Linked DNA regions of Mus musculus: all the other regions are linked to region 1. Evidence: chromatin loops called from intact Hi-C (ENCODE). Cell type or tissue: left cerebral cortex. All regions are shown on one strand. Each heading gives the region's core, and the rest is flanking DNA. Links, peaks and the distances in the headings are about the cores only.

What was found. A loop is a pair of places that touch in the nucleus more often than their neighbours do. Peaks named below come from ENCODE experiments on the same cell type or tissue, not always from the same donor. Only the 100,000 strongest peaks of a DNase experiment are listed, where the experiment ranks them.
Region 2: a loop joins it to region 1, with 5 times the contacts of the local background. A loop is called at or near these places in 2 of 42 quality-filtered maps.
Region 3: it touches region 1 in a loop (4-fold over the local background); 17 of 42 quality-filtered maps call a loop at or near these places.
Region 4: a loop joins it to region 1, with 5 times the contacts of the local background. A loop is called at or near these places in 21 of 42 quality-filtered maps.

The regions. Positions count from the first base shown.
Region 1 is chr6:126,935,618-126,943,346 of GRCm38, reverse strand. It overlaps Rad51ap1 (RAD51 associated protein 1), which reads left to right and starts at 3,760. Exons shown (of 9, transcript NM_009013.4): 1 at 3,760-3,853; 2 at 7,339-7,394. The coding sequence starts at 3,837. It overlaps D6Wsu163e (DNA segment, Chr 6, Wayne State University 163, expressed), which reads right to left and starts at 3,381. Exons shown (of 14, transcript NM_138594.3): 1 at 3,321-3,381; 2 at 841-1,035. The coding sequence starts at 1,018. In left cerebral cortex, for the core only: CTCF peaks have their summits at 2,600 (motif pointing left) and 2,810; DNase peaks (open chromatin) are centred at 2,757, 3,408 and 3,689; H3K4me3 peaks cover 1,891 bases; H3K27ac peaks cover 710 bases.
Region 2 is chr6:126,495,659-126,503,387 of GRCm38, reverse strand. The region is part of intron 1 of Gm38899 (a long non-coding RNA gene); the gene reads left to right. Among named protein-coding and RNA genes, the nearest start is that of Gm38899, 15 kb to the left of the region's middle. In left cerebral cortex, for the core only: CTCF peaks have their summits at 2,321 (motif pointing left), 3,150 (motif pointing left) and 5,306 (motif pointing right); DNase peaks (open chromatin) are centred at 3,138 and 5,321.
Region 3 is chr6:126,844,708-126,852,436 of GRCm38, reverse strand. Ndufa9 (NADH:ubiquinone oxidoreductase subunit A9) reads left to right here and starts at 3,293. Exons shown (of 11, transcript NM_025358.3): 1 at 3,293-3,373; 2 at 7,476-7,646. The coding sequence starts at 3,325. In left cerebral cortex, for the core only: no CTCF peak of the experiment used is centred there; a DNase peak (open chromatin) is centred at 3,282; H3K4me3 peaks cover 1,856 bases; H3K27ac peaks cover 1,114 bases.
Region 4 is chr6:126,788,067-126,795,795 of GRCm38, reverse strand. It overlaps the pseudogene Gm29788. Among named protein-coding and RNA genes, the nearest start is that of Gm20190, 22 kb to the right of the region's middle. In left cerebral cortex, for the core only: CTCF peaks have their summits at 1,900 (motif pointing right) and 3,700 (motif pointing left); DNase peaks (open chromatin) are centred at 2,217, 2,667 and 3,686; H3K4me3 peaks cover 270 bases.

The DNA.
Region 1 (7,729 bases), core at 1-5,000:
ACACAAAATAAAAGATGAGTACTAATGAAATGAATATGCTTGATCATTTTAATACAAGTAATTAAATCTTGGCTGAATACTTAATACTGAAAGTACACTTAACTTTTTCATTTTGATTTTATAATTGCCAATGTCAAGAATACTATTTTCCATAAATACATAGTATAAGATGCCAAAACACGTATTTAAGGCCTTTTTAGAAATTGCTAGCAATTCTGTCTTAATTTCATGTCAAAATTTGTTAAGCAAATTTTTATATACACACATAGGCTCTGCCTCCACAATAAATAAATGCAATAAAAAAATGTTTAAACTCAAAAACATTCCAACACAATACAATCTGAAGATACAGGAATTTGAAGCTTCAGTGTTGAGGAAGGAGGAGTGGAAACCATCATTTCTACAAGAACAGAAAGCCATGCCAGACAGTAAACGCAGTGCAAACAGCAGTCTGAGTCTGCTCCAGGAGGCTTCAGCAGCACTCACTGGCAGTGGGCAGCACTCACTGGCAGTAGGCAGCTCCGTGGCAGTGGGCAGCACTCACTGGCAGTGGGCAGCACTCACTGGCAGTGGGCAGCACTCACTGGCAGTGGGCAGCTCAGTGGCATGGGCGGTGCAAAGCAAGCTTTGAGCTCCTTCAATCCACCATACTGCTGGCTTTGAATTAACATTTGGTCACTTGTGCTGAAAACCTCTTCAGGTTGACATGTTCATCATGAGCCCGACACTCACTCAGTTGTGCAGACTCATGGGTCACATCCCAAGTTCAAAAATCTGTGCTCTACCAAGAAACATCTAACAATAGAGACTATGGAGAAACAAAAGGAGGTCCGTCCTCACCACTCTCTATGAAGCAAGGCAAGCTGTGCAGCAGCATCAGACGTCCATGCAGATGACTGGCATTCTCCTCCACAGGAAACCTGAGGGGCACTCTCAGCTCTAAGCGCTCACGTCCTACCTGGAACTTGTACACAAATTCCCTTTCCTTGTTGCAGAACCTTTCTCGGTTTTTCTTCATATTCTTCAGCAGGGTTTCTGTAGGATGAGCCAAAGAACCATGAGTCAAACGGCCACAGGACACCTCTAAAACACAGCCCATCCCTCAGAGACTGTACCCCACCCCACCCCGCCCCCATGCGATGCTGAACCAACGACTCCAGTCTTCATTTTCCTTCCATTTTATTAGAGAGGATGTCTCACTGTGCATCTTGGGGTGACTTAGGACTACGTATCCTAGGATGATGTCAGACATTTGATTCTCCTGTCTCAGCACACCCCACCCTAAGTGCTGATATTAAAGGTGTGCACCACCACAACCAGTCTATTATAGTGTTTCCTGCTTATTCCTGCACATTCATCTTCGTGACAAAAACCAAATGCTGCTTCTTCCTTTTTTTTTAAAATGAAAAGTTATTTTAAAGTTAATTTCAGAGCAAACAATATGCTCAAGAAGTACTTTTACTCCTAGGGAAGAATAACAAGTAGTTAATACAAGGGAAGGTACAGAGTGGGGGGGGGGCAAGAGGAAATGCTGGAGGAGGGACGGGTTGGGGGTCTGTAAGTGTACAGCTAGCTTACGGAACTCATACAAGTGGCCAAACACAACGGAGACCCAGTGGTAGCTTGAAGATGTTTGATGTTGAAGGTCAGGAGATGTATCAGAAAAAGGATATGGGAACACAAGAAAGATCTCCAAGTAGGAAGCACGGGCACAGAACAGACCACACAGGATGCTGCCCAAGGCACACTGAACACTACTCAGAGAAAAGAAAATGCAGTAAAGACAGTAGGAGTCGAGGTCCCTTAAAGAGCTAGCCATCAGTCTATGTATACACACATATATGTACATATATATGTATGCATTTATATATATATATATATATATATATATATATATATATATATATATGAACTCCCAGGACAGTAGAGATTGTTGTCATTGTTCTTGGTCGTCCATAAAAACTAGATGATAAACTCTGTTGTTAAAGACACTGCACAGCTCAATTGATGATATAAAAAAGCCAAGCTGGAACTCTGCTGGAAGCTTCCTCTTTGCTGGCTATCTTTTATGGTCCTTGAAGATACTAAGGAGGCTGCTATAAGAGAAATTTCATTACTGGTCCAACCCAGCTGTGGACTCTATGAACTCTACTAACCTGCCAGGCAAGACATGCTCATCTGGGCACTAGGGTACCATTATGAGGGTATCCAATTTGCTCTGACTGGATTTGAGGTCAGCTCTATAGGAGCATACCCCTGCCTGGCACTATGATTCCTGTTGGAAACCCATAGCAGGGAAGATGATGGGCCCTGGGGGGGAACATAAATACTGTTGTTCAGTTAAATGGACACTGTCAAACCACCATGTCTATACCCACGACAAGTGCTACTCCCAGACTTAATCAGAGAATTGTCTCTTTCCAGTGAACTATAATGAATGTACAGACTCCAGGTGCCACAAGGTGAGAACATGTGATGGATGGGGACTCGGCCCTAAACAAGGCATTTATACCACCTCTGTGAAGGTTCAAGGAACACTGCAGAATAGGAAGTGGAAAAATAGAGGAACCAGATCATAGAGAGGAAGACAAAATGCCACCTTCTGACAAGACGCTGCCATTACAGCAGTAAACTCACTGCAGTGTCAGAGGTCTGCATAAGATTAGCCTCAGCAGCAGCAGAGGGAAGAGAGAAGACGACTCAGAATGACCCATGTGTCATTAAGGAACTGTTTTCTATGGGCAGATTCAGGAAAAGGGAAGTTATTTTTCAGTTGTGTGCCCACGGGTGCCCCCACCAGGCTCCAATGAGTAGTCGCAATTCAATAGTCTGGTCTAATTAAGATATAGGGTCACAAAAACAAACAAAACCAAACCAAAACAAAAAAAACCCAACGACATGAATCTAGAAAGGGGACTGGTGGAAATGCAGAGATTAGAGGGATGGGCAAGTTAGTAGGGACAGGTGCGACATAAGGTGAGACAGTAATTAGAATACATTGTAACATGAAACAGAACAAAACCAATAAAAACACACGTTTTCATGTTACTCTTTGTTCCTGTGGTCTGTTGCTCTCAGGATACAATTCATCGTAATCCAGTTTACGTCTCCGAATTCTCTGGGTGTGCCTACACCCTGTCAGAGCAACATGCAAAACGACAAGCCTAGTTGACCACAAACACTGAACTGGCAATGGCAAGCTGCACTCCAGCACTTTAGATGGCCCTTAGAAGACTCCTTCTGTTCTTTAAGTCTGTACCAGATACCGTCATTGGGTCCTCCACACTGAAGGGGCTTCTTCGCTGTGGGCTCGAACTCACCTCTCTCATCAGACACCAAAGCACACTTGGAGCTGTCAACGCAGAACTGCCCAAATAAGTCAGCTGACTTCTTGCTTTTTTTTTTTTAACCTCCAATAGATCCACTTTGGCAGATTCGGAACTCATGTTTCTCTTTCCTCAAGCGCCAAGGAAAACGCCTATCCAAGACCCCCTTTGTTCCAGTTATTTTTAAGTTAGTCATTCTAAATATTGGAGGCGTGTCGCTATTTTTATATTGTATTTTAGACTCGGTACCAAATCGCAATTGTGACGAAAGTGCAGTATCAAAACAAAAGCTAAGTCTGAGCAGACAGGATCCAGGATGGCGTGCCCGGGCCACGGTGTGTGTGCGCAGGCGCCCTCTCTTCAGCACGCAGGCGCCGCCTCAGGCAGGCGAGCGGTGATTGGCGGGCTGGCGCAGCGGGGCGTGGAGCGCGACGTCTGGTTTTCGGCGGGAATTGAAACCGCCACAGCTGCTCCCCAGCTCCAGAGCACTGCTGCTCTAGGCAGGGCACCATGGTGCGTCCTATCAGGTGAGTGGTTGGTGACGTCCCGCGGGGCAGAGAGGAAGGACGGGGACGATGGGGGCCACTGTCATGCATGGTTGCGGGAGAGGACGAGATCCGACAGAGGGCAGCGCGATTGGGTGGGTGCTCGTCGCCAGTCTCCGGTGAGAGCCACCCGCTGCTCAGAGGAGCCCGCCTGGCATCTCGCTTGCCGCCCCTCGGCCTCCTTCTGCAGCTGTCGCCCCTGAGTCACCCCACTCCAGAGGGACCTGGTAGGCTAGCATTTGAGTCGCGCTTAACGCGACAGCGAGCGACCGCGTTAAGTGGCTGTCATACGTTGAGCGATACAGAAAAAGCAGGTGTGCCTATTCCCTCAAATCCCTAGGCAGAGAGGCCCATTTAACTTCCAGCTCAAGCCGTGGTGCCCTGTCACATGACCCCCAGTTCCTATCTGCTTTCCTTTAGACTGTTGGAATCTCTCTGTGATCACAACCGGGATGCCAGGCTGGCCATCCATTTAGTAGAATGACTGAATATAGCTGAGACTATGGCCCAGTGGTCCAGTGATTGCCTAGCAGATGAGAGGCCCCCAGCTTCAAACCCCAGTCCTGCAAAACCAAACAACAATAAACTTAGTGAATTCTCCTAGGCCTGTATTGTACTAAGAGCTGGAGGCTACACTCTATTGGAAGAGGGGTGGGGAGAGATAAGGGGGAGTAACAAAATAAACACCACAATGTAACATAGGAGGAAGGAGAAAAGCCTTACTTTAAATCATATGAACGCGTTACCTAGGTAAAATGTAAGGGGCATTCACATGAAATAGGAGCCAAAGCCCAAGGTTCACCATGTTTGAGAAGCAGATTGAAGGTGTGGGATGAACAAGCATGTGGATGGATTGAGGACTGAGTCAGATAGATTACAAAGCAGTTGTAATCTATCTAAATCTATCTAAAGCAGCTTGTAGGTCTTAGGAGTTTGAATTTTATTTGAGACAAATGGGAAATCTGTAGTTTCAGTGGTGGAGGGCCTGAGATATTCTCATTTCACTTTTATAAAGGCCACCGGCTGTTGGTTGGCTCTGAGGGGGACTGGAGTGGCCAGAGCGAAAGCAGGGGGGAGGGGGGAATTGAGATGCTATCAGTTGTGTGTGACTTTGGCACTGTGTGTGTGTGTGTGTGTGTGGTGTGGAGATGGAGCAAGTAAGTTTAGGGTTTTTTTTGTTTTGTTTTAAGATTTATTTATATGAGTACACTGTAGCTGTTCCCAGATACACCAGAAGGGGGCATCAGATGGTTGTGAGCCACCATGTGGTTGCTGGGAATTGAACTCAGGACCTTTAGAAGAGTGGTCAGTGCTCTTAACCACTGAGCCATCTCTCCAGCTCAAGTTTAGGTACTTCTGACAAGTGGTTATAGAGGAGAGAAAACAAAGAATCAAGGTTGACTGTCTCTATGGACTGAGCTACGTCTCTGTATTGACTGAGATGGGCCCCTTTGAGATAATGAGGTTTAGAAGACAGGACTAGATTTCTCTTGCTTCCATGGTGAAATTGGAAGGGGACAGGCATGCAGATATTGAAGACATACTGCTGTTATTTGGGATAGTAGTAGTCACAGTGTTATCCACAGTCCCCTGAATCCTCAGAAGCCCCATGAGATCATGACTGTGGTCTGGTTTTTGTTGTTATTTTGTGTGGTGGGGGGGGGTTGTTTTGTAAATTATTGTGTGAATAAAAGGGGTGAGAATGGTGGTAGACATACATTGTCTTGATTCAGCAGATAACTGTGGGGTCCTTTCTCTTCTTTCCACCTTTCATGGATCCTAGGAGTCACAGGAGGTTGTCAGGGTTGCACAGCGGGTGACTTTGGCCACTGCATCTCACTAGCTCATTACTTGTGTTACAGTAAAGCCAAACCAGTTGTTGTCTTCACTCTTCTGTCATTTACACTGAATGGGGATTGGCACAAACTGAGGCTGTGGTGGTTGTAGTCCTTGCAGTTTCTATTGCCGCATACTCAAATATTTGTTAAAAACAGAAGCCCTTGTGGGCTGGCTCAATAGTTAAAAGAGTGCCTGGTGTTCTTCCAGAAGACTCAAGTTCCATTCCTAACCACGTCAGACAGTTTATAGCTCTTGCAGCTCCTTCCAGCTCCAGGGGGCCCCCAGTTTCCTCCCCTAGCCTTTGCAGATACTGTACTTGTGTGCACATACCCAAGTTTTTAAAGTTCTTTTTAAAAGTAATGGTTTCCTGCGTATCTCACCCTAGTGAGCCTCTAAAATACAATATGTAATTTGTGTTTAATGAATCGATAAGAGTCCATGTCTGTTACAACTCAACCTGAGATATACTTGTCTTTTTAGTAGGCTTTTGGCTTTGTTTACTAATTTTTCAATCCCACAACTTCTTAAGATGCTTTCATATTTTATGTAGCTGTCAAATTCTTAAACTCTGGCGAGTTGGAGAGTAACAAGAACACCTTCCCATTTAAACTGCTCTCTCAGGGAAACACAGGTCTGGACCATGATCTGGACAGTAGACAAGCCTCTTTCACAGAACTCCCATTTTTGCTTGAAAGAAAGGGCTTGTAAGCTTGGGGGCACATAATAGATGACAGAAGGGAAGGAGGGACAGCTTTACGTTGCTCTCCCAGAGGAAGGAGAGTAACCTTTGTACACTGAGCATCCTTTTCTTCTGCCCACTTAGTTCCTACAAAGATGTAGGGACAGACTATTATTGTAAAGTGTACATTCCATTAAGAAAGCATTATTTGGTATTGTAGAGGGATTTTTAAAGTTTTTTTGTTTGGTTTTGGTCTTAGGTGTCAGTGTCTGTTTGGGTATGTGCAATGTCTGAGGAAGCCTGAAGGTTTTTAATCCTCCTGGAGCTGGAGTTACAGGGGATTGTGGGCTGCCTGGCATGGGTGCTGGGAACCGGATTCAGGTCCTCTGAAAGAACAGTGCATACTCTTAACCAGTGAGTCATAGCTCTGCTCTGATAGAATTTTTGAAATATGGTTAAAACTTGACCCGGGCATGGTGGCGCACGCCTTTAATCCCAGCACTTGGGAGGCAGAGGCAGGCGGATTTCTGAGTTTGAGGCCAGCCTGGTCTACAAAGTGAGTTCAAGGACAGCCAGGGCTATACAGAGAAACCCTGCCTCGAAAAAAAAAAAAAAAAAAAAAAAAAAACTGAACAGGTACTTTCTAATGTAAGCAAAGAACAGCACACAGTTTATAAATACCCAGTCACCACTGAACAGAATACAAAGTTTAATTGCTAATATTTGTTTTCTTCTTGCTTTGGGGGTTTCCTGAATTAATTTCTCTTCCCATTATGTGTATTAGGTATGGGTTTGGCTTTTCAGTTAATGCCAAGTTCTTGGCTTTGGATTGAAGTACTTTAGAGAGACTCCAAACACATTTTCCTTTTTTCAAGATTATTAATAACTTTAAGGTGAAGGTAAAAAAATTACTATTTTCAGTAATGAAAAATTTCTGTCTTATTCATAGAAATAGAAAACCAATAAATTATTCACAGTTTGAAGATTCTGGCAATGACTCTGATGGTAAGTAGAGCTTTTTACTTTTCTTTAATAAACTGAGAAATTTATTTCCTCAGAGTTAGATATGGAAAAAATGAAACCCTGGAAACTTAGGTTTAAGCTTTGTTGTACTGGTTATATGTTTGATTTGTTGGTAGAACTTTGATCCATGTTTGAGAAACATTGCATTAGATTATACCGCACGCGGTGAGGTAGGAACTCTTTCCTCTGCATGTGTATGTGTATTGGGGGGAGAGTGTTCGCTGGGGCGCAGACCTCACACATGCTGTGTAAATACTCCACCACTGAGCTACAGGCTCATCCTAGATGTCTTACATTTCCTTCCCAGACCTCCAAAG
Region 2 (7,729 bases), core at 891-5,890, 440 kb after region 1:
TCCAGCGTCACAAAGATGAGTAGGGGAAGCATAAAGCAGAGTAACTGGTGAAAGACAGGAGCCTGACGAGAAGGAGGTATGACGTGTCAGAATCTAGTTCATTCTTCAGCTGCGACATAGAGTAGGCACACGATCTGTTATAATTCACTAAATTAAGAATAGAAGCACAAATATTTTGTCTTTTGCTCTACTGGCCAGCACAGTGAATAAAACCCTCCTGAGCCAGTGGGGTGCCACCTCTGGAGCACAGAGGGCTTTCTTCATCCATGACTTCCTGTAAAATAGCACATTTTAAAGTCTGTGGGCGCTCAGTTATTTGTACAATAATAAAAGCCATCTGACATGCCTGACGGGTCAGAGATAATTACGTCATGGTCAGTAAGATCAGGACGGAACAATGTTTTGACTCCTAGTCCTGGCTAATCCATCGTCTTCATTAGGAGAAGGTCAGCAGAGATAAGCAGCCGTGTGACAGCTGATGGGAGAAGGAGCCAGAGAAGGCATCCCTCCCCAGAGAGGCATCATGGGAGTAAACAGAGGAAGTCGGGGGCCTGCAAAGGCCAACTGGGAGGCTGACATCATTTGTTCCAGGTTTATTCCAGTGTCATCCTGGAAGTCAATCTGGAGGGGAAGTCAGTCAGGCTTCCATGTCTGGAGAACAGGGAAGGTATCAGAAAAGAATGTGGCCCCTGTACTTGCCTTTTGTCTGAGCCTCCCGTGTCCAATAACTGGCCTTCTTGCTTATTCGAAGGCCTTGTCTTAGTTAGAGTTGCTATTGCTGTGGTGAAACATTGCCATGACTAAGGCAACTCATGAGAGAAAGCATTTAATCGGGCCTGGCTTACAGTTTCAGACATTTAGTTCATTATCCTCAAGGCAAGGAGCACAGCAGCACGCATGGTGCTGAGAGCTACATCCTGCTTCACAGGACGAGAGAGAGAGAGAGAGAGAGAGAGAGAGAGAGAGAGAGAGACAGAGAGAGAGAGACAGAGAGAGAGAGAGAGACAGAGAGAGAGAGACAGAGAGAGAGAGAGACTGGGCCTGGCATAGGCTTCTGAAACCTTAAAGGCCATCCCCCAGTCACACACTTCCTCTAACAAGGTCACACCTCTATGAGCTTTGGGGGAGGGGCATTCTTATTCAAAACACCATGGCCATATGACAGAGTTCTCAATTTCTGTAAGTTAAGGAATAGCCTAGAGAAAATGAAAGACGAAAGACAAGCCAGCACACCTAACCTCCATTCTCTGCAAAGGGAATTCCCTAGAGAGCGTTCATCTGCCATGAGGTCAAATGAGAGCTGAGAACCCCAGTTCTGGGCTGTCAGGATAGGGCAACTAATCCAAAAAACAAACAAACAAACAAACAAACAAACAAACAAACAAAACCGCAAAGCAGCAGCAACTTCTGAAATGACCCCAGAACTCATCACACCAGAACCCCACCTCCAGTCGCTCTGGCTTTGTGAAGGTTTTCTTGTATTCTGCCCATTTGTACTATCAGACCTCCTGTCCACGGTTCTGTGAATCTGTGTGTGTGTGACTTGCAGCTAGCTGCCTCTGCTGGGCAGTCCTCAAGTCTCTGATCCCTTCCTGACTCCTGTAAACAGAAGCAGCCGTCTCTGCCCTTTCTCTTTGCCTCGGGTGCGGAGGACTTTCTCAGGTCCACTGTTGAGTGTGCGGAGAGCACTCTGGATCACGTGGCTAGTGGGGCTGGACTCCTTCGTCTTTGACAGAAGGACTTCTCTCCAAGCCTCCCAGACACACTGACACAAACCTCTTCCTTACACCCCTTGTCGAAAGCCCAGCCCTGCGTGGTGTGGTACCCAGCTCGCCTATGTTGTTGCCGACAGTCCCAAGCTCCCATTACCCTCTTGCGCACGCTACCCTCCCCTCCTTTCTGCACACAGTGCTGTTCTGGCACAGACTCGTCTCCCTTCCGGGAATCTACATCTCCTTTCATTTTCAAAGCTTCTCCTGGTGACTTCCCGGGCTGCTAATAGGTTTACCAACCGGGTATCAGAACATTAGAACACCAGGCATTCTTCAGTCAACTGCCGGTCTCCTCCTATCTTCTCTTAATGGCCAGCCCCGCCCCCACCACATCCACACCGACCTCACACCTGGAGCCTCTATAGGGCAGGAGGTGAGATGAAGCTTGAGTGAAATCTTAACCACGCCCCCTCTTTACAGTGAGACCAGGGCAAGATAACTGCAGGGAGTCTCAGTGTCGCCACTGAGCACCCACAGGAGCTGATTCACAGCAGCTTGTAACTTCAGCTCCAGGGGATCCAATGCCCTCTTCTGGCTTCTGTGGGTACTACACCCACATGCACACACCTTCACATAGATACACACACATACACTGTAGTCTATACAAAATTTCATGAAAATGAGTTATGTGAATTAAAAAATTACCCAAATGATCTCATAACATTTTAGGTAGTTCTGTGAGTTTAAATTGGGCTGCATAGATATCTCTCTTGGGCCATAGGCTGGGCATGGCCGAACAGTAGAGTTTTCTTTAACTGTAAAGATGAACAAGATGTTCAATAAAATGAATAGAACTGTAGATTATCATGTTGAGTGAAAAGAGACTGGGGAGACAAGTGTTTCTTGCTTTACTTCTTTTTCGGAAGCTGGGAAGGGTGAAGAAGATACGAAACTGGAGACTGCCAGTGATACAGAAAAGAAAATGAAGAGGGCGAGGGGGTGTATAATCTGTAATAACAGAGGGGGTAATTGTGGCCAAGTACTTCTCAAACATGCATGGACCCTTCTGCACAGTTAATACGCATTGATAAAGAACTTGAACTATGTTGGAGCTTGGCTGCAAGGACAGCATTCTGGAGAGACTGGCCGCCCTATTTCCTGTCCCAAACAGGCTTTGGGCTGGGAGCCTGCTAAGAAGAGGCTGTGGCATCCGAAGCCTCACAACTTAGAGCTCTCTCTGGCAAGCGAGTATCAAAGCTGTACTGTTTTTTATGTCTTGGGTCCATTCATGACGAGGTATGTGGTGTTCAGGCCCTATGTCCGAGGCCTGTCAGGGTAGACCTGTGTGTCCCACACAGAAGCCATAGAAAGGCCCACTGGGCTGACAGGCGGGCTGAATCCCAAACACGTTCCTCGGGTGCCACCTGCTGGGAGAATGCGGTTCTGCAGCCATTTCTCCCACCAAGCTGTCTTTCAGGAAGAAGAAAGTTTATCATGTATTGTTTTGGATTAAAACATTTTTGAGACAGATTTTCTCTTCTCTGTCTATCTCTGGCAGTTTGGAACTTGCTGTGTAGATGATGTTGACCCCAGAGTTCCTCTTGCTTTGTCACTAAGAGCTGGGCTTAGCAGCCTGTGACACAATGTGGCAGTGGGCTCAGCATAGGAGTCTAAGCATCTGATAGCTGGTGGGTCAGAGTTAAAAACGGACAAATATGCTGTGGTGGGCGAACTCAGGATATCCAGGTCATAGAAAACTGATACAGAGGAGATATGTTCAGTGTTGATCATTCGCTTACCCTTTCCAACGCCTGGTCGCTGCTGTGCCTTGTGTGTGGTCGCTGCTCCGCCCCGTGCGTGGTTGCTGCTCTGACCCGTGAGTGATCACTGCTCTGTGCATGGTCACTGCTGTGCTCTGTGTGTGCCAAGCCTGAACTTACTCATTTTTAATCACAAGTTCATGGTGCCACAGAGCTGCCCTTAGGATCCTGTTACCCACAGCAATGGCCCAAAACTGAGACAATGACCAAAAGTTCACAATTACCCTTTCTTTATATTTATTTTCAAAGTATGTTGCTAACTGAGCGAGTTGAACAGTGCCTCAGCCTTACTTTCCCAGTTGGTTAGAAGGTAAGGCATTGTCTCAAGGTGCCACCACTGAGAGGTGGTGGAGTCTTCAAGAGATAGGGCTTTATGGAAGCTCTTACAGTCGGCGGCATGCCCTGGAAGTATATAGTACTACTCCAGGCCAATCGCTATTTTATCTTCACTTCCTGGCCATGCCGTAGGGGTTTTGCTCCACCACATCTGCAAATCAGCCAGACCAAAGATTTTAAAAGAGGGAGCCCAAGCAACCCTTCTCTCTTTGTAAGTTGATTCTGTCGGGTAGTTTGTTAAAGTGGTGGAAAGCTGACTAACATGGTAGGGAGACGGAATATCTCTGGCAGGCCCTAAAGACTCCTTCCCTCAGCATGTGGACCCAAGAGCTGTTTCGAGGGCTAGAGCTGACAGCCAGGACTAGAATACAGACTCCTTTCTGCCTTCTATCTGAGCTTTTCTATGTCACAGTGGCTTTTCTCTGGCTTCCTTTGTCTCCAGCCTCCCTTCCTTTATACGGTTCAGCTCTTTCCATCTCTTACTGCGGTTACAGAAATGACAGTGACAGCAGTCTCCAGGTCTGCAGAGCCTCCCTTTCTGTTAAAAAAATAAAAAGCCAGGCTGAAGACAAAGATCTAGCCTCAGAGATGCTGTGATTTTAAACCCAAACCAAACTGTCCCTAGTTCGGCTAGGATAACTACTCCCTCTTGTCCCAGAGTCTTGACAACATTGACAGATCAGTTGGCCCCCTCCCTAGCTCCTGCCCTTCTCTACTGCCTGAGGTCTTCTTATGTGCCTAGGCTGAATTCCAGACACAGAGGAACACCAGTCTCCATTCACGCATCCTGTGTTGCCACCCCCTGCCTCCCTTCTGTCTGTTTAGCTTCATCTATCTCTCACCTCCTGGAAATCCCCCTTCTCTCCCCCAGCTTCAGCCCCAGCCCACCCCCTCCTTCTTCTTGTCTGTGTCTTGGTGCTGATCACGTAGGTTCCATTTCCATTAGGTTTCTGCTGATTTTGCCACGAATTATCTGGGAAGGAAGCCCCCATCTCCCCTGCAGCTGCAGGGTGGTGACCCTACCAGTCTACTTAGTATTGGTTCTATAAGTAGCACCCCACCACCTACCCCCCAAGCCACAGTATCGCCACAGCTATCTGCAGGTCTGAGTACCCCACACCTGAGGCTCAGAGCCAGCCTGCTGCTCCCAGGACCCAAACCTCTGGACTTAGTCCTTTCTGAAGACTTTCTTCAGCTGCTAGACCAATGGTTTCCAACCAGTGGATCGCGACCACTCTCAGTCGTAAACAATCCCTTTATAGGAGTTGCCTAAGACCATCAGAAATATCATATATTTACATTATGATTCATAGCAGTAGCAAAATTTCAGTTATTAAGTGGCAACAAAAATAATTTTATGGTTGGGCATCACTACAGTGTGAGGAACCCTGAAGCATGCAACCTCTTCCAGAGGCGCTCTGCATCATTCCTGCCTCTAGGTGGCAGCAAGATCATCTCTACAGAGGATGCCTTCCCAGTGATCTTAGTTTGTGCAATTAGCAACCAAGGGGCAAGCCCCAGACCTCCATTTGAGTGCAGGATCCCTGGCATAGCATCTGTCATGCAGTCTGAGGTCAAGATGCTTAATGAACGAATCAATTCACTCACAAGATGCTTCGCTCAAAAGGTCGTGGTTTAATGCCATTGAGGTCTGGGGAAGAGTCTATGGCATAGACTCCCGTCTAAGTGGTTTCCTCTGTGGAGCAGATGGACACACTACCTCTGAGCATGAATGCGCAGGTAGGCAGAAAGCCTGAGTATAGCTGAGAGAAGTTCTCTCATGGCTGTAAGGAGAAAACCAAAATATTAAAAGTACAGTCCATGAAACTCAGAGACCCACATCTCTCCCTCTCGGAGTGCTGCCCTTAAAGGCATACACACCTCAGAGCTTCCCTTAAAGGCATACATACTTGAGTGCCACCTTAAAGGCATACACAAGATCCCAGAACAATATTTGTACTTGTCAATCTTTTTCTCAGTAAAGATGGGGTGGTGGGGGGTGGGGGGAGGCAAAGCCACACACAGAGTTTCTTCAGGCAGGGTTGACAGGAGAACTTCTTTTTGACAAACACAAGGTCTGAAGTACACACCCTCAAGCCCCTTCCTTGCTGAGCTCCGTCTCTGTCTGGCTTCTCGGTTGCCATGGACACCTAACCTGATCTCTCGCTTTTCCTGCCGAGTCCTTGTTTCAGGCTCTGAGGCTCTGCATGTGGGGTGCAGTGGTGGAGTTGGCCTCTTCCCATTGCTATATTGGGAATTAGAGGTCTGCTGCTGTGAATGCAGTGACATTTGCCTTCACATCCTTATTCTGGAAAGAGACTCCTTTTCATGGGCTATATTTTTAGTTGTGGCTACTGAGAGAGGCTAGCGGGAGGGCTGGAAAGGCTGAAGTCTTTCCTCCAGAGCCGCATGTCTGCAGGCTGTGTCCATGCCCATGCACATGGCAATGCTGGCATGCCAATGAAGTTGTTCACCGTGGCTTCCTCAAGGCCTCGAGACACACAGAAAATTCAGTTTTCCCGGTTTAACATGGGATGATTTGTGTTCAAGAAGACTCACCGTGTGCTGTACTGAGGGAATGGTGTGGACACAATATCTATGCCTCTGACCAACCTGTGGACCAGGGAAGAACGGGATCCTACACCAGCTTAAATCAAGGACACCAGCCCAGAGTTTTGCCCATGTTGGGGAACTAGCCAGGGCGTTGGCCAGAGCTCTTTGTTAATGTATTCAGCTACCTCTTGCTCCTAACGAGTCAGCTGGGGACCAGGCACAGCAGTCTGGATGTTCCCCTACACCTCTACCGTCCTGTCCATCAGGCAGCAGAGAAATCCAGATGCTTATTATACACAGCGGTGGGTGTCTACCCAGGGGCCTTGATGCCTTTACAATGGATGTTAGAGGCTCCAGGGACTCAGGGGTCACAAGTAAGGGATGCTTCCTGTCCCTCCAGCCTGTCCCAAGTGCTCAGGAGAGTCCCTCCTGGGTGCTGACCTCCATCAGAGGAGCCTGCCATGCAGCAAGTGACAGGGCAGAGCAGACCCAGTGTCTGTCCTGGGGCTCTTCCCATCTGGACATCATTGCAGGAGCCCTTAGATGCCCCACAGGGGGCATTCCTGCAAAGGCACGTATTCCATGCAGGAGGAAGCATGCTAACAGGGGCCATCACACTCATTTCTTTCCCCTGCAGCCACAGACACTGGACTTCTAACCTCACATTCTCATGTCGTCTGCTGTGTTGTGCATGTCTAACCACTGGGCCCTATGCCTGAAACAATTCAGAATGATTCCTGGGAAGGGGGAGTGGGGAAGGGAAAGAGAAGGGGGAATGGTGTCTAGATGGTAAATGACAGGCAGGTATTGCTAACTGGCCTCCCAGAAAAGAAGGAACCTAGTATCATGGAAGTCAGTCCTGACTGATACTTCTCTGGCTGATAGCTCCCACACGGCCTCTGGCGTCTCTCCCACTAGCCCTCTCTGTGATTTAACTGACGCTACAATCCCCCTGGCCAGGAGTAGAGGAATGATGTATTGCAAAATCTCACATGGCATTCCAGGCTGGCCCTAACACATTCTAAGCCTGTTGTATGCTGGTGCTGGCTGGGGAATCTGGTCTCCCCTAATCAGAGAACTCAACTACCCCCAAACCCAAGGACAACCTGCCTGGTAGATTCTTGTTTTAGACATCAGTGGTAAACCCAAGGACAACCTGCCTGGTAGATTCTTGTTTTAGACATCAGTGGTAAACCCAAGGACAACCTACCTGATTGTCTTGTGTTAGACAGCAGTGGTGACAGTGCCACGTTCAGTGCCTGTGCTGGATGGTTTTATGTCAACTTGACACAAACTAGAGTCATCAGA
Region 3 (7,729 bases), core at 1,360-6,359, 92 kb after region 1:
AATAAAGCCATTTGCCAACTACCAACTTTTATTATGGATCGTTCTCATCTTAGAAAAAAAAGTAGGCTTGTTGGCTTCTGCCAGAGCCTTTGCAGCTCAGACACACTGCATCTGTGTACTTCCCTGATGTTTGAAGAGGCAGGCACACTGGCTGGCTGACAGCTTTTTGCAGGTGACCAAGGTTCTTTATATCATTTAGTCACCTGAGCCTATTAATAATCATTTGAGGCAAGCAGCAGGCATCTGTTTCCCAGTTAGGTGTTGAACTGGATAAAATACTCCAGGTATTAAAATCAGTGCTCTTTCAACTATGACACCTTGAGACCAAAAGTGCTTGACCCAGAGTTGGTAAGTGATATACTTACTTCCTAGGTTATGAGGCATGTGCAAAATGGGAATGGGATATGTCAATTTATCAGAACTTGGAGAGTACCATAATATTTATATCAATCTCAGAATCAGGGGCTAGCAAATTCTGAGCTCTAGTCAAGAAAGAAGGAGGCCAAGAAATGCAAGGCAATTGGGCATTACTGAGCTTCAGAGTAAAAGGGCTTCTTTTCTAGTTCAATTGGATAAATGGCAATTCTCATCAATACTGGGTCAGCTGGGCCCAGAGGTGAAGACCTGAAATCACAGTGTCTCAACTACTCAGGAGAACTGAAGTTCAAGGTCAGCCTCAACATTTTAGGGAAACACTGTCTCAAAGTAAAAAGGGGTCGGGCAGTGGTGGTGCCTTTAATCCCAGTACTTGGGAGGCAGAGGCAGGTGGATTTCTGAGTTCAAGGCCAGCCTGATCTACAGAGTTCCAGGATCGCCAGGGCTACACAGAGAAACCCTATCTCAAAAAAACAAAAACAAAACAAAAAACAAAAAACAAAAAAAAAAAAAAACAAAACAAAAAAGGGAACTACAGCAGGGGGTATACGGGCCTTCCTATCCTAGTCACAAGCAGTTCCTACTCATTACTAGATAGCTGCCTTTCTCAGCAATGTACTCTCCTCCTGGAGATGAACAATGAACACTTCTACCACTAAGCATGTGAAAAATTACCAAGTTGAGAATGACTCCGCCAAACTAGGCAGTTTATTGATAAATCTAAGGTATGTTTCATAGGGTTAGTCCCCTCAAAGGGGACAAGAGGTAGTTTATAATGGAGTCAAATATGGATAGCCAAATCAAGGTTACCCCAAATTCCATTGTCCAACAGTGAAAAGTTCTTGTAGTAACAGAACAAAGAGAATTACAAGTAAACACTTTTCAAATCCATGTGTAGAAACATCAGGTGGGCAAGGTGGGATCTTCTAATAAATCAGGAGACACCTGAGATGTATGGACCTTAAAGGCTATCTGATGATAGTCTCAGCTTCTGGGTTAGTAGCAGCTAATGATCCCCTTAAAGACCCCAAAGGGTTTCAGCCCAAAGAGGACAGGGGTACCACAGGAAGACCAACAAAGTCAACTACCCTGAACCCTTGGGGGCTCCCAGAGACTGAACCACCAACCAAAGAGCAAGCATGTGCCAGAATATATGTAGCAGATGTGCAGCTTGGTCTTCATATGGTTTCCCCAACTAGAGACTTGTCCTTGAATCTGCTGCCTGCCTGCCTGCCTGCCTGCCTGCTTGCCTGCCTGCCTGCCTGTGGATCCCATGCCCCTAACTGGGCTGCCTTGGCCTTGTCTGGCCTCGGCGAGGTGAGAAAGGATGTGCCTGCAGTGACTAGATGTGTGGGGGTGGGGGTGATACTCAGAGGGGAACACCCCCTTCTCAAAGGAGAAGGGGAGAATGGGGGTAGGATCTTCGTGAGGGGGAACTGGGAGGAGAAAGGGGAGGGGACTGACATTGGGATGTAAAGTGAATAAATATATTAAAATGTTTTCAGGTGATGGTCACAAAGACGATAGGGCACACACAAAGGTGGATAATAAATGGCTATTTAGAGGGCTAAGGATAGCCCAGGGTAATCTTGGATCTGCAACACTCCTTTCTCTATTATTATTATTACAGTTTTAATCAATTAATCAGCCTTTCTAGAAAGTTCAGAACTTGCAGCTTCTTTCTGGGAACTTCAGTTTGCAAGCCCATGTCTTTTACTCAGGTATAGCTAGAGGATGACTGGAATCAAGTTTTTTAATTTTTTAAAATTTGAGACAAGGTCACCTAGGCTGGCCTGGATCTCCCTATCCTCCTGTCCCTGCCTTCCAAGAGCTGGGATTATAGGCAGGGACCACCAGAGCCTGAAAAAAGATTTTTAAATGCAAGTGGTTCTATTTTCTCAGAACATCCCGAGGCTCCAGGTAAATCTTTGCAGAACAACACAGATTTTCAAAGAGGCCCAGTTTTTAAAAAAGCTGCTCTGGGTAAAGCCAGCAGTTTTTCCATAAGAAAAATATGTTGAATGTCAAGCATAGCATGCGATTTTATATCACATTTCAGGTGATTCACGTTTCAAAACCATTTATAAATCTCTGGATCAGCCCAGGGTGGTGACTCCTACCTGAAGCAGAGAGCTGTACCACAAGTTCGAAGCCAACTAGGACTTCAAAGGGAGACCCTGTCTCAAAAATTCCAAAAATAGAACTTCTCGTTTCATAATTCAGTTAGTGATGAGTGTGCTTCAATAAACAAAATTCACGACCGAACAAACACATAAACCCCAGCCAATCAAATTCACGACACAGAGACTGATCACCGCGTTGGAAAAGGTGATCAGAAGTCCCTGGTGAGGTCATCTATGAGTGGAATTGAATTGGTGCAGACATCTAAGTATGCATTCTATGAAAGGGGACAGTGAACACTAACGCCCTGCAAAAGGATGTTCCTGGCGGCGTTGGCGTGCGAGGGGCTTAGGGTGGGGGCGCCTCTGCATTTCTATTTAACTCCCCCACTTGTACACTGTACGCAGACCCTATTACACCTTTTTCCTCCGTGCAACTCCTTGAGTGCAGGGGCACCCTTCCTTCTTACCCCTGCAGAGCTGTCTGACTCTTTTTGGTAATTAGCCCATAGAAAAAGGGTCTTTGAAAGCTGGCCATTTTGCATGCCCTTGAGTCAGTCCTTGGTTAACTCTGAAATGCAGATTCCCCGGAAATATCAGGTGGTCTTCACAACCCATTCCAAAACCGGGACTGTATTTTCCCCTGCCTTCTCCTCCTCTTTTTCTTTTTCTCTCCTCTGCTTTTACTCCCAGGCTCTCTTATCAACCATCAACCTGCCACTTCCGTTCCCAGTTGGCGTTTGCGCAGAGAGGTCCTTGAGATACCATTTGACCCCGCGTTGTTGCCGTAGTTGGCGGAAGCACCGGCCGTGAGGCATTGTGGGAGAAGATGGCGGCCGCCGTCCGCTTTCGGGTTGTTAGAGCGCTTCCAATGTCACGTAAGTGTCACCGGGGACCGGGTCTTGGGGTTGCATTCGGCGACGGGAACATGACCTTTCTTCCTCATACTCTTGGCTCATGTGTGAAACTGCACTCGGCAAGGGGACGGAGAGCTGGAGGAGCTGGGAGGGACGAGGAGAACCCGGACACTGACAGGTTCGAGATAGTGCGTGGATTGTGGGGAAGGTTGCGGTCCAAGAGAGTACTTATCCAGGGGAAAGGGGGCTTGGACGGCAGGACATCGATTGACTTCATGGTGGTGATCGCACTGGAAATCAGAATCCGCGCCACAGATGTCAGGTTGTGGCGGTAGGGACTGCAGCAGCGAGAGATGGTTGTGGAGAGTCGGGAGCTGGGTGGAAAGAAAAGTGAAGGACCGCTTAGAATTTGTCAGCGTTGTTTATTTACTCTTCTGTCGTGATTGAATGTGTTCACAGCCCTCAAATCGAAACCATGCATTTGCACCTGCAGATCAAGGGAGGCAAAGCATTCAGTCGTTACAGTTCACGGCCCTTCCACTCTCCACGCCACAAACATGCCCGCTTCACTTACAGTTTTCCATAGTGTGTTTTTAAAAAACTCGTTACAGAATGTCAAGTCATTCTCAAAATCGCTTCATGTCAGACCACGTAGAAGAGCTTTTGTTCTTAGGGTAGTGGGAGCAGGAAATTCCAACAGACGCTAAGCTGGGGTCAGATGTCCTTATGCCATTGCTAAAGCCATCACCACTTCTTTGCCATGTCCATTGCTTCTTTCTTCATGTCCCCAACTGAGCCCACACTACTGAAAGTAGACAAAACATGGCCATTCCCAAGAAGTTTTTTATTAGGCCCTCTGCCACACTACAGGGAAAAACAGCACAGAAGAGGGTCTCCCGGGAGACTCGCTAGATAGGCAGAGAAGGGATATTTGGAGCAATCACAGCCTATCCTCTTTAGTACCAGTCACAGTTGGCCCTCTGTGCATGTTCTCTAACCTCAGAAATGAGTACAGGGTCATCTAGAATTGGGTTGTAACAGCATAAAAATCTGGGACAAACTGTTTGAGGTGACCTGGCCGAGGAGGGGCTTTCAGGAGTCAGGGCTGCTTGGTTCATGTAGTTTCCCCAAGGCATCCATGTGATTGATATTCAGGGTTTCTGGTGCTGCCATTAGGGCTGATTGATAGTCTTCTGCTCAGATAATCAGAATAGCAAGAGATAGTCCAACAGCTGCTAATTAGGGAGTCAGCTGTTCCTGTACCCCAGTCTTTTTTATTTACTGTAAATGAACATCAAAGGAGCTTTAGAGTAGGATTTTATAAGACAGAAAGACATGGTAGCTCACACCTGTAACCTCAGTGCTTAAGACACAGAGGCAGGAGGATCATTGTGGGTTCAAAGGCAGTTAGGGCTACATAGGGAGTTCTGGAGTAACCCGATTACATAACGACACTCTCTTAACAGTTTTAGATGAGGCCAGGGCTGCCCCAGGGTGCCCTGCTTCTTAGTGCATCATTTGCATTCTCACCAGCCCCTCCCTAAAGATCCATTTTCGGTGTTTTTTTGTTTGTTGTTTTTTGACATCAAAACTGTACTCCTTCTGTTTATCTTCTTCTTTTCTGTATGGATATTTCTTTAGGGTAAGAGAGTATATATGTGTATGGCACAACCATATCCACTGGAAATGGCAAGACTCATGATGCCAGCATTGTTGTTTGACACAGTTCCAGCAAAGCTGAGCAGATTGCTACAATCACTGTCCTTCAATCTCTAGCTTTTTGGGTTTTGATCTCTGCATAGTGCATCCTTGGGGACTTTCTCCATCATGTTTCATTTTCCTGAGATTCGTTTTATGTCATTTCCTGAGCCTTTTTAGGAAAATCCCAAAAAGACTGGCCACCATTTAGAAGTCTTCTTTATGCCCTGGGGATCATTAAGCACAGATAAGCACATAGCTAGATGAGGCCATTACTCCAGGAACCTGCTTGGGGGGTGTCTGCCCCTGAGATAACTCAAACTGTAATTGATGCAGGGCAAACAGAGACAGTTGATAAACTGACGGGCCAGGTGAATAGTTTACAGACTCAAGCTCTCTTCTTCTTATATTCTTAGAGTTCTCTGAAAATGTAGTTTAAAGATAGGGGCTTGTACAGGGTACAGCCCTGGAGGAGTAAAACTAAGTAAATAAGATAGACTAAAATAAACTTTTCCTACTTTATAGCATAGATGATAAAACATATACTAATAGACGTTAGGTATTAGTATTTTCTATTCACAAAAAGATCGTTTCAGGTATTTTCTGTTTGTCTGGCATATTTTAAAACTACGAACATTGCTAGCCTAAAAGCAGGCTGTCATATAATAAACATGTTTGCTTCTCTCTCTTTCTCTCTCCCTCTCCCTCCCTCTCTCTCCCTCCCTCCCTCCCTCCCTCCCTCCCTTCCTTCCTTCCTTCCTTCCTTCCTTCCTTCCTTCCTTCCTTCCTTCCATATGAGTACACTGTAGCTGCCTTCAGACACACCAGAAGAGGGCATTGGATTCCTTTACAGGTGGTTGTGAGCCACCATGTGGTTACTGGGAATTGAACTCAGGACCTCTGGAAGAGCAGTCACTGCTCTTAACCACTGAGTCATCTAGCCAGCCCTGGTGGGGACATTCTTTAGATTTGTTAAGTCAGAGTTATGGGGCTGATAACAATAAAAGATGTTCTGTTTGTATTTTCTTTTTCTTTTCTTTTTTTAAAATTAGATATTTTGTGCATTTACATTTCAAATGTTATCCCCTTCCCCATTTCCCCTTCGGAACCCTCCTATCCCATCCCAGTATTTTCTAATTGTAACTAAACTGTAACCCTGGACATGTAATGAAAAGTCAAACATATTCTGTACCACTTAGATAATCACTAGTCCGCCTTTGTTCTGTGAGACTTGTATAAATAAAGAAGCACCCGGTTGGTAGTCAGTCAGAGCAGCAGGAACGGCTTGATTGCAAGTCAGTCAGTCAGTCAGTCAGTCAGTCAGCCAGCCAGCTTTGAGCCCGCACCCGAGTGCGTGCGCGCGTGCGCGCACACACACACACACCCCTTGCCCATCCTTCTTTCTTCTGCAGGCAGCCCTGCCAGCCATGACCCCCTATGCTGGGGAAGGCCCCTGGCATGTGTACATATTTGTGTTTGGGCACATGTGAATATGTGTGCACATGAAGGTCAGGGGTCAATATCTGCTTTCTTCCTTAATCACTCTCCACCCTATCTGTCTGTCTGTGTATCTATCTATTACTTATCGATTTGAGACAGAATCTCTCACTGAACTTGGAAGTCACTGAGTTGGCTATGTTGTCTTGGCAGCAAGCTTTAGGAATCCACTTCTCTCAGCCTCTCTATAGGAGATAGTGAGTTACTGGGGTTATAAAGGCATGGCAGCCATTGTGCTTGGGTGGCTTTTCCTTTTCTTTTTCCTTCCTCCCCTTTTCTTTTCTTTTCTTTTCTTTTCTTTTCTTTTCTTTTCTTTTCTTTTCTTTTCTTTTCTGTTGTCTTTCCTCTTTTCTCTTTTCTTTTTCTTCCTTTTCTTTTCTCTTTTCTTTTTTTTTCCTTTTTTTTCCTCTTTTTATGCAAGTGTCAGGAATTCACACTCAGTCTTCCTGCTTTCATAGCAGGCCCCCTACCAGCCAAGCCAGCTCCCAGCATTTTTTTCTTCCTGTTTTCCTCTTGAGATGCCAATAGTCTTCTGCCCCAACCACATCATTACCTCAACTCACTTGCCATCAAACTTCAGTCATGTCCAGATTTTCTTGCTGTTACTCAACTCCAGTCTTACTCATTCTTACTTCTATTTAGTTGTGCATGTTCTGTGTGTCTTGTGGGATTCTACTCTTGGTTGTTCCTCTTTAAAACCTTTCTCAAAATACTTTACCCAGACACTTTACTCAGAAATTCTTTCTTGTGATAATGTGGCTTGATAGGACATGGGATTTGCTTTCTAACTTTATATAATTACTCTGGATTTTATGCTATAGTAATTTATGTTTAATATTGTCGGGACTTAAATCCCTAAGGTACAAGTTCCTAGGAACCTTTTATGCTAACATGTGCCATGTTTGCTGCCTCTGGTGTTTCCCTGAAGGTCCTGCCATTACTGCAGCAGCCACTTCTGTGTTCTGTGGCTCATCCCATCGCCAGCTTCACCATGCTGTCATACCTCACGGGAAAGGAGGCCGCTCATCTGTCAGTGGAGTTGTGGCCACTGTGTTTGGGGCTACAGGATTCCTGGGTCGATACGTTGTTAACCACCTTGGTAAGTCAAGTGCTTTTAGTTCAGTGTGCTTCATGCCTTGGACTAGGATTGTCTGACTTGAGACTGCAAGCCATGTGCTTTTG
Region 4 (7,729 bases), core at 1,069-6,068, 150 kb after region 1:
CCGCCAGTGTTCGCCGGTTTTGTCCTTTTGATAGCAGCAGGAATTCTGACAGGAAGAGGAGATGCCATCCTGGGTTTGAGTTTTCATTTTCCTGACGGGCGCAGTGCCCAGCATGCCCTCTAGCCATTTGTAAGGATCCTTGCTTGCTTGTTTGTTTCTTTTCCCTCGTCCCTTCCGTCCTCCTTCCCTTTCCTCCCTCCTGCCCACCCGCCCACCCCACCTGCCTTCCTTCCTTGGGTTTTTGAGACAGGGTTTCTCTGTGTAGCCTTGGCTGTGTAGAACTTACTCTGTAGACCAGGCTAGTCTTGAGCTCAGAGATCTTCCTGCCAATTGCTGGGTGTGTGCCACCACTGCCCAACTAATTTAAAATTTTTTTGAAACAGGTTTTTTTTTAAATTTTATTATTATTTTTTTAATGTAGTCTTGGCTGTCCTGGAACTTGCTCTGCAGACCAGGCTGGCCTCAAACTCACAGAGATCCATCTGCCTCTGCCTCTAGAGTCCTGGGCCTGGCTACTTTAATTTGTTTGATTGTTTGTTTTATTTTATTGAGACAGGGTTTCTTTGTGTTGCCCTGATTGTCCTGGAACTAGCTCTGTTGACCAGGCTGGCCTCAGACCCGCAGAGATCCATCTGTCTCTGCCATGAATGCTGAGATTAATGGCATGCACCACCACCATCCGATCTGCCTTTTCTTAAATAAGAGAACCAGAAGCCTACCAGAACAGTATGGGTGGTTTTTTTCTGACAGGTAGTGTTTTAGTGGTGCTCGTGGACGCGTGTGGGTAGGAATGATGGGTAGGAAAGAAGCCAGCATTCACATAGCACCTGCATTACAGGCAACCTGTGCCAAGGATTAGCACATGGACTGCTGGGTTCAGAATCTGACTCTGTCACGTGCCCTGACAAGCATGAACATGTTATTAAGTGTGTGTTCTGCTTAGTGAAAGTTAAATTCACCAGAAGTATTAGGATAGGTGTTGTGAGCAGAAAATTCAAGGGGGGGGGGGAAAGAGAGACAGAGATTGGAACGGAAGAACAAATTAGAATGTCAAAGCCAGATGTGGTTCGTGCCTGTAATTCCAGCACATAGGAGGCTCAGGCAGGATTACTGTAAGTTCACGGCCAGCCTGGGCTATAGAACTAATATAAGAAATAATAAAATAGAACCAAATAATCAAGCATGAATCTCTGAGTTAGGATCTCTAAAATTCACGGAAGAATCCTGGCACGTTGGCGCATGCCTGAAACCCTGGTCTTGGGAAGGCAGGTGAGGTGGAGCCAAGGGGGTTCCTGAGGCTCAAAGGTCAGCCAGCTTAGCGCAGTGCATGAGCGTCAGGCTCACGGAGAGACCCTGGAAAGACACTAATTATCAACCTTGGATCTCCATGTGTATATACATCCATATAAACACTTGTGCAAACACAACACATAAATACATTTTAATTAAAAAATAAGTAAATAACGAGTAAATATAAACTGAAATAGCAAAGCTGAAAATTGTTCAACAAGGACAATTGATAAAATTTATTATTTTCATAGGCAATTTTTATTTTTAATTTGAAAGCAAAGGCTCTTATGCCAAATGTTATATTTTTTTTTCCTTCCCTAAGCTTACATGAATTGGAAAATGCCATCAACTGGGAAAACTGAAATAAAGGCTAAATTTTCTGTTTTGATTTGATTTTGAACAGGGTCTTGCTTTTCTGTCTAAGCTGGCCTTGAAGTCGTACTGATCCACCTCAGCGTCCCTTGCACTGGGGTTATAATCATAAGCGAACACACTCTAGCTTGTGCTTGAATTTTTTAAAAAATTATTTTGTGCATCTGGGTGTTTTCCCTGTGTGTGTGTGTGTGTGTGTGTGTGTGTGTCCCACATATATGTAGTACCACTGGAAGCCAGAAGGGGGCATCAGATTTCTTCCTGGAACTGGAGTTACAGACAGTTGTGAGAACTCTTGTGATACGTAGAATCTAACCCAGGGTCGTCTGGGGTAAGACCGGTTTGCTAGAATTCTGAGCCATCTTTCTAGGTGCCACAGCATTTTAATTTGAACTTTTTAATGCTTGAATGGTAAGAGCAAAACCAGAAACAAATCAGATAGGAGATAATGTCTGTAAGATCTACAAACTCATGAAGGGAGACTCATGAAGGGAGATGTGTTTTGTTACCACGTAGCATCCACCAGCTGCCGCACACTTGCTATGTTTTTGAGTCCTCCCAATCGCCCAGATGGTAGCTGGCCCTTTCTGTGGATGAGTAAGCTGAGACTCAGGGAAGGTAGTGTTTTGTCTAACCAGCCAGATGGGCAAAAGTGGAGTCAGGATGTGAACACAGGTCATTCTGACTCCAAGCCTGTCTGCGGGGTAGAAAACTCGGTGGGTGGGGAGCTAGGAGTAGGGGAGGAGACTCACCAATGTTGGATGTCACTCAGTAAGACGACTTCCTTAGGTAGATAAGCTTGTGCTGTGCTAACTGAACCAGTAGGGTGTGGGCCAGCGGCTCGTGAGCCAGGCTCCTGCTGGGAAGGGTATAGGAGGTTGCCAGCTTAGATGGGAGCAACTCACTCCCAGAAATTGCCATCCCTAGAGGTCACCCTGAAGAGGAGACACAGGAAATATGACACTAGCCCAGTAGGGTGAGAATTTTTAATTAAAAAAAATTTTTTTTTTGTCACCAAAGCCATATTTTTGTGGTGCTGGAAAAATGACTCACTCACTGGTTAAGAGCATGTAGTACACTTATTTATAGACAGCCAGAGTTTGAGTCCCAGCACCCATTACAGTCAACAACAACCTTCAGTCCATCTCTAGGGGAACTGATTGTTTTTGCTAGCTCCAGTGGGCACCTGTACTCGCATGCACACCTCCCTTCCAAGATGCATGCGCGTGCACACACACACACACACACACACACACACACACACACACACACACTTTAAACAAAAAATAAAATCTTTAAAAATGCATGCGTATGACTACATATATTAGAGAGTGAGTTGGTGCTCCATCAGGTTGGTTGGAAGAATATTCACAGATCACACGTCACGGATAAACGGGAAAGAACCGCCTAAGTTAGTTGTCTACCGTTGTGTGGCGACAATAGCCCAATCACGTATCTTAGAGTGATATGCACTCTTTCTTTCCTTTTGTTAAGTACTAGGGAGTCATTACACTGAGTTACAGTTTCAGACCTCATTTTACTTCTGGCCTTGAAATATGATCTCACTATGGAGACATTTCCTCCAGAAAAGAAGGATGGGAGAAACTGAAATGCAAAACTTTGGACTGGTACCTGAAAAATACATCCACTCCTGAAACCATCCTCAACGTTGTCCTCTATGTAAGCGTTGGTTAACCTCAGTTCAAATTTGAAATGCTTCATTGTGAAAAGATAGGGATAAGAGACCCAAGGTGGCTGAGGGACTGTCCTAAGTCATCCTGGCCAAGCCCCGCCCTTGCCCACGCACCCTTCCTGCCCAAGCTCTCCCCGCTCCGCCCCCCGCGCGCTTCTCTCCTACTCTTACTTCGGCTCTGCACCTGACTGAGGTCCCTTTCTTCTCTTGCTTCCCAACCTCTTGTTCTTTTTCCTCTCCACTTCTCCTCCCTTTGCAAACTGCTGCCCTTGCTTGAGGCCCTTAGCTCCTCCGTCCAGGTTTGGCTTCACTTCTCTGAACTGGGCAGGATCAGATCGCCCTCTGCTGGTTCTGTTTTCTGTTTTCTCTTGGTAGAATCAGAACTAAACCCCCAAAATACAGGCTCCGGGGTATCTTCTTTCTACACTTCTTTCCAACAGTGTGTTGTGTTTTCTCCTTTCGTAGAAAAGTTCATTGAATGAAAGCGTTTGCCTGGACTGAGGACCTGTGCCAGGTAATTCTCCTTTCCATGAGTTCGGTGCACAGGCATCTCCTTTCCACCAGCATCCTTCTCCAAGCCCTGAGAACCGGGGCCACAGGTTAGAGGTTCCTTACTGTTAGGGGAAGGCAGGAAGCAAGCATTCTGGGTGATGTGTAAGCACGTATTGTTCATTTAAAAATTACAAGAGTGACAGACAGGCCCACAGGGGAGGGAGAACAGGCAGGAAGGCTCTGCTTTACAACATCCGTTCTCCTGGTGACAATTTTATTGGCTGTCACCTCACTCCCCCCCCCCATCACTTCGTTTCCAGCTTCCTGCATGCCAGGCAAGCACTTCCTCCATGAGTAACACCACTAGCTATCTTTTTTACTTTATATATTGCTCTTGCAGAGAAGTTTTAGGGGGTACCTGCTGAAGGTAATAGCCACAGAACAGTTGGGGACCTGAGCCACAAAGACTCATGCAAATTCACTGAAGGGCTATGCAATGGTCATTCCTGGTTGTCAACTTGACGCTATCTGGAATGAACTACAATCCAGAATCGAAGGGCTCATCTGTGATCCAGATCTTGAGGCTGGAAGACACGCGTTTCAGACCTGGAACTTGGCATGGAGATTTTGAGGCATAGAGTCCATGAAAAGCTTAGGCCCAGGCAAGGCAGCACACTCCTTTAATCCCAGGAGACTGAGGCAGGGAGATCTCTGAGTTTAAGATCAACCTGGGAAAAAGCAAGTCCCAGATCTAGGTGTGGTGGTACATACCTTTAATCTGGGTCATACCTTCTGCTGGAGACCTACATACGGGCATTGGAAGAAGGAAGATTTATTCTTCTTCATCGCTTGCATTTACTTGCCAGCACATCTGTTGAAATTTACTTCTACAGAAGACCAGCTGAAACAACTAGCCTCGTGGGACTGAGCAATTACTAGATTCTTGGACTTCCCATTCACAGCTGACCACTGCTGGAGAGTTGGACTTACAGACTGTAAGTCATCATAACAAATTCCCTCAATATAGAGAGACATTTCCTAACAACTCTAGAGAACCCTGACTAAGTCTCTATCAGGTTGGGAATGTGAAGGAAGGCTGCTTCCCTGTCATCAGCATCACTTGGGCTTCTGTTGATGGCCTCTTAGCTTCTGTTGAGAGAATTCTTCAAAGCTAAGCTCCAGCTGTCATCTGTGCAAGTGGGGATTCTTTTAGATGGTGTTTAATCAGCTATTCATTGCTGCAGCAGAACATCTGTGACCAACAACTTAGGACCAAAAGCTTTATTTCAGCTCAAGGTTTCAATTCATGGATGCATGTCTCCATTGTTGTGGGATTACGGTGAGGCAGAGCATCATAGCAAAGTTGCTAGCTGGGGTGCAAGCCACAGGAGGGATGGGGAAGAGACCAGGGACAAGATGCAACCCCTAATAAGATGTCCCTGGTGGCCTTCTCCACCCAGCCCCCACCAAAAATATTATCAAATTATGAATCCACCATGGAGATGAATCTACTGGGTTTGCACACTCAGGACCCAACCAACTCAGTGACTGAATTCACCAATGGCTACCAACCATCCAACCTACGAGCCTTTGGGGAGACATGCTATTTCCAAGCCACCTTAGAGCACTTGTAGTAGGAGGGTGGGGCCGTGTCCCTTCTTGTACCTGGCCTTCTTGTTAGAATGTGCTAGTGCTGGTGAGAAAGGGGGTGAGACCCGTGACCCAGATGTTTATGCTCTTCTGATGCCTAGGCCACCACCCTTAGGTCTTCCCGAATCCCTGAGTTTCTATGGCAGTGAATCAGGAGAAAACTACCATCTTGGAACTGGCAGTGAAAGCTGGGTCTCTCGAACAGAGAAGGGTGATTTCTATGCCAGCCAAGGGCCGCACAGTGAGACCCCTTCTTAAAGAACAAAGAAAGCTTCCCCTTTGACCAGAACAGGGAGAAGATGACTTGATGGAAGTCCTGTGACAATTCCATAATGTGAGGACCCTCCCTGACCAGGGTCTCTGTGTGAGTTCTCTCTATGTCCTGGCTGCTTCAAAGGCTTGTGTCTTAGGCCACTTGGGTGGGACCACATTGCCCTGTGGTGGAGATGCCAAGCTGCCTGTGATCCTGTCTCAGAACACCCACCTACTGCATTAGGTTCGGGGGCTATATTTCAAGAAACATAAACAATTGACTTTTTTTGTTGTTGTTTAGATATTCTTATTCTGTAGTTCAGGATAGCTTGGAACTAAAGATCCTTCTGCCTCAGCGTCCTGAGAGCTGGAGCGATGTGCACCAACCTCCGTGCCCAGCCAGCAAATGACTTTTTAAAACTGTTTATTTAAATTTATTCTATTTTAATTTATGAATAAATGTCAGGTCGTCTGGAACGGAGGTTATAAGTGGCCGTGAACTGCCCAAACTTGATCTCTGCAAAAGTCAGCGAGTGCTCTTAAACACTGAGCCATCCCTCCGGCTTCTCAATGACAGACTAAAGCCAAAGGGTTTCTTGTTTGTTTGTTTTTCGTTGCTTCGTTTTATTTTAAAGAATTTTCTGATGGCTACGGAGAACCCTTCAGGGAAAATACGTGCAAAACAGGTTCAGAGGTTTTACAGTCTCCCTGAACTAGGATTATGGTAGGAATATGATAGGATTAGCATAGGAATATTGATTATGAAGAGGAGGGAGAGGAAGGGAAGAAGGGGGCTTGGAAAGAAAAAGAATGGGTGTGGCAGAGGAACACACTCAGCCCTAATAACAAAGTTCTCTTATGCCCCATGCAAGCATTGTCCTTCCTGCTCCCTCCTCCCCAGGACCAGACAGTATTCCTTTGGCTCCAGGGAGGAGCCACGGGAGTGGGCGGTGCTACCCACGGAAGTGGGCGGTGCCACTCACGGGAGTGGGTGGTGCTACTCACGGGAGTGTGCGGTGCTTCTGAACACTCTCAGGGTTCCTTTAGTCCTTGTCTTACACTATCTTAGAGCAATGTTTACTCGAACTTTGCTTTTTAAAGACAGGATCTTACTCTGTGGACTTGGAATTTACAATCCTTTGCCTCCAGAATTCTGGGATTGCTGCCATGTACTACCATAGCTAACCTCTTTACCTGCCTCTTTCTACCATGGAGCCACAGGCAGTAAGACCAGTGCCTGGCTGGGTTTTGGCTGTTGTCATGGTCTGACAAGTGAATGAACGATTGGCCCACTTTGAGTATCAGCTTGGAGAGGTGAACTAGGTGAAAGGACTATGCTGTCTTGCCTACACCGAAGAGTCTTAGCAACCCTGCATCACTACGTCAAGTACTGACATGATTCCTAAAAGAACATGTATTTTGGTTCAGTCTAGTTCCTGATCAACTGTTATCATAATGGGAACACGTGGCAAATCGGAAAACACTCATATTGTAAATCAAGGTGAAGTAGAGAGAGAGAGAGAGAAGGGGCTTAGGCTATCATATTGCCCTTTGAGGTCACATCTCTGTAACTGGAAGACCTCTAACTAGTTCTACCATCTCCCCAGAGTGCCACACTGATGAACAAGGCTTTAACACACAAGCCCCTGAGGGATATTCCAGACCCTACTGATATCAAGGAGTTTCTGGAGAAGTGGTTCTAAGATTAGGGGTGAAGCATGGGAGCAGGGAGAGACTTCCTCACAGCCCAGTGGTTTTAGCTGCCCTGTAAGACCAGGCCGCCATGTGCTGCCTTGACTTCTCTAGTTAATGGTAGGCACCAGGGCCAGCATCTGGCAGGACTGGTGCACCAATGGGTTTTTAAAATCCTTAGTGGACTTGTTACGTCATGCATAAACAAAACAATGCTGAACCATTAATTCCATCAGGTCTTTTTATGGCTTAATAAATTGAATTTCCTTACCCCCTGAAGACTACACT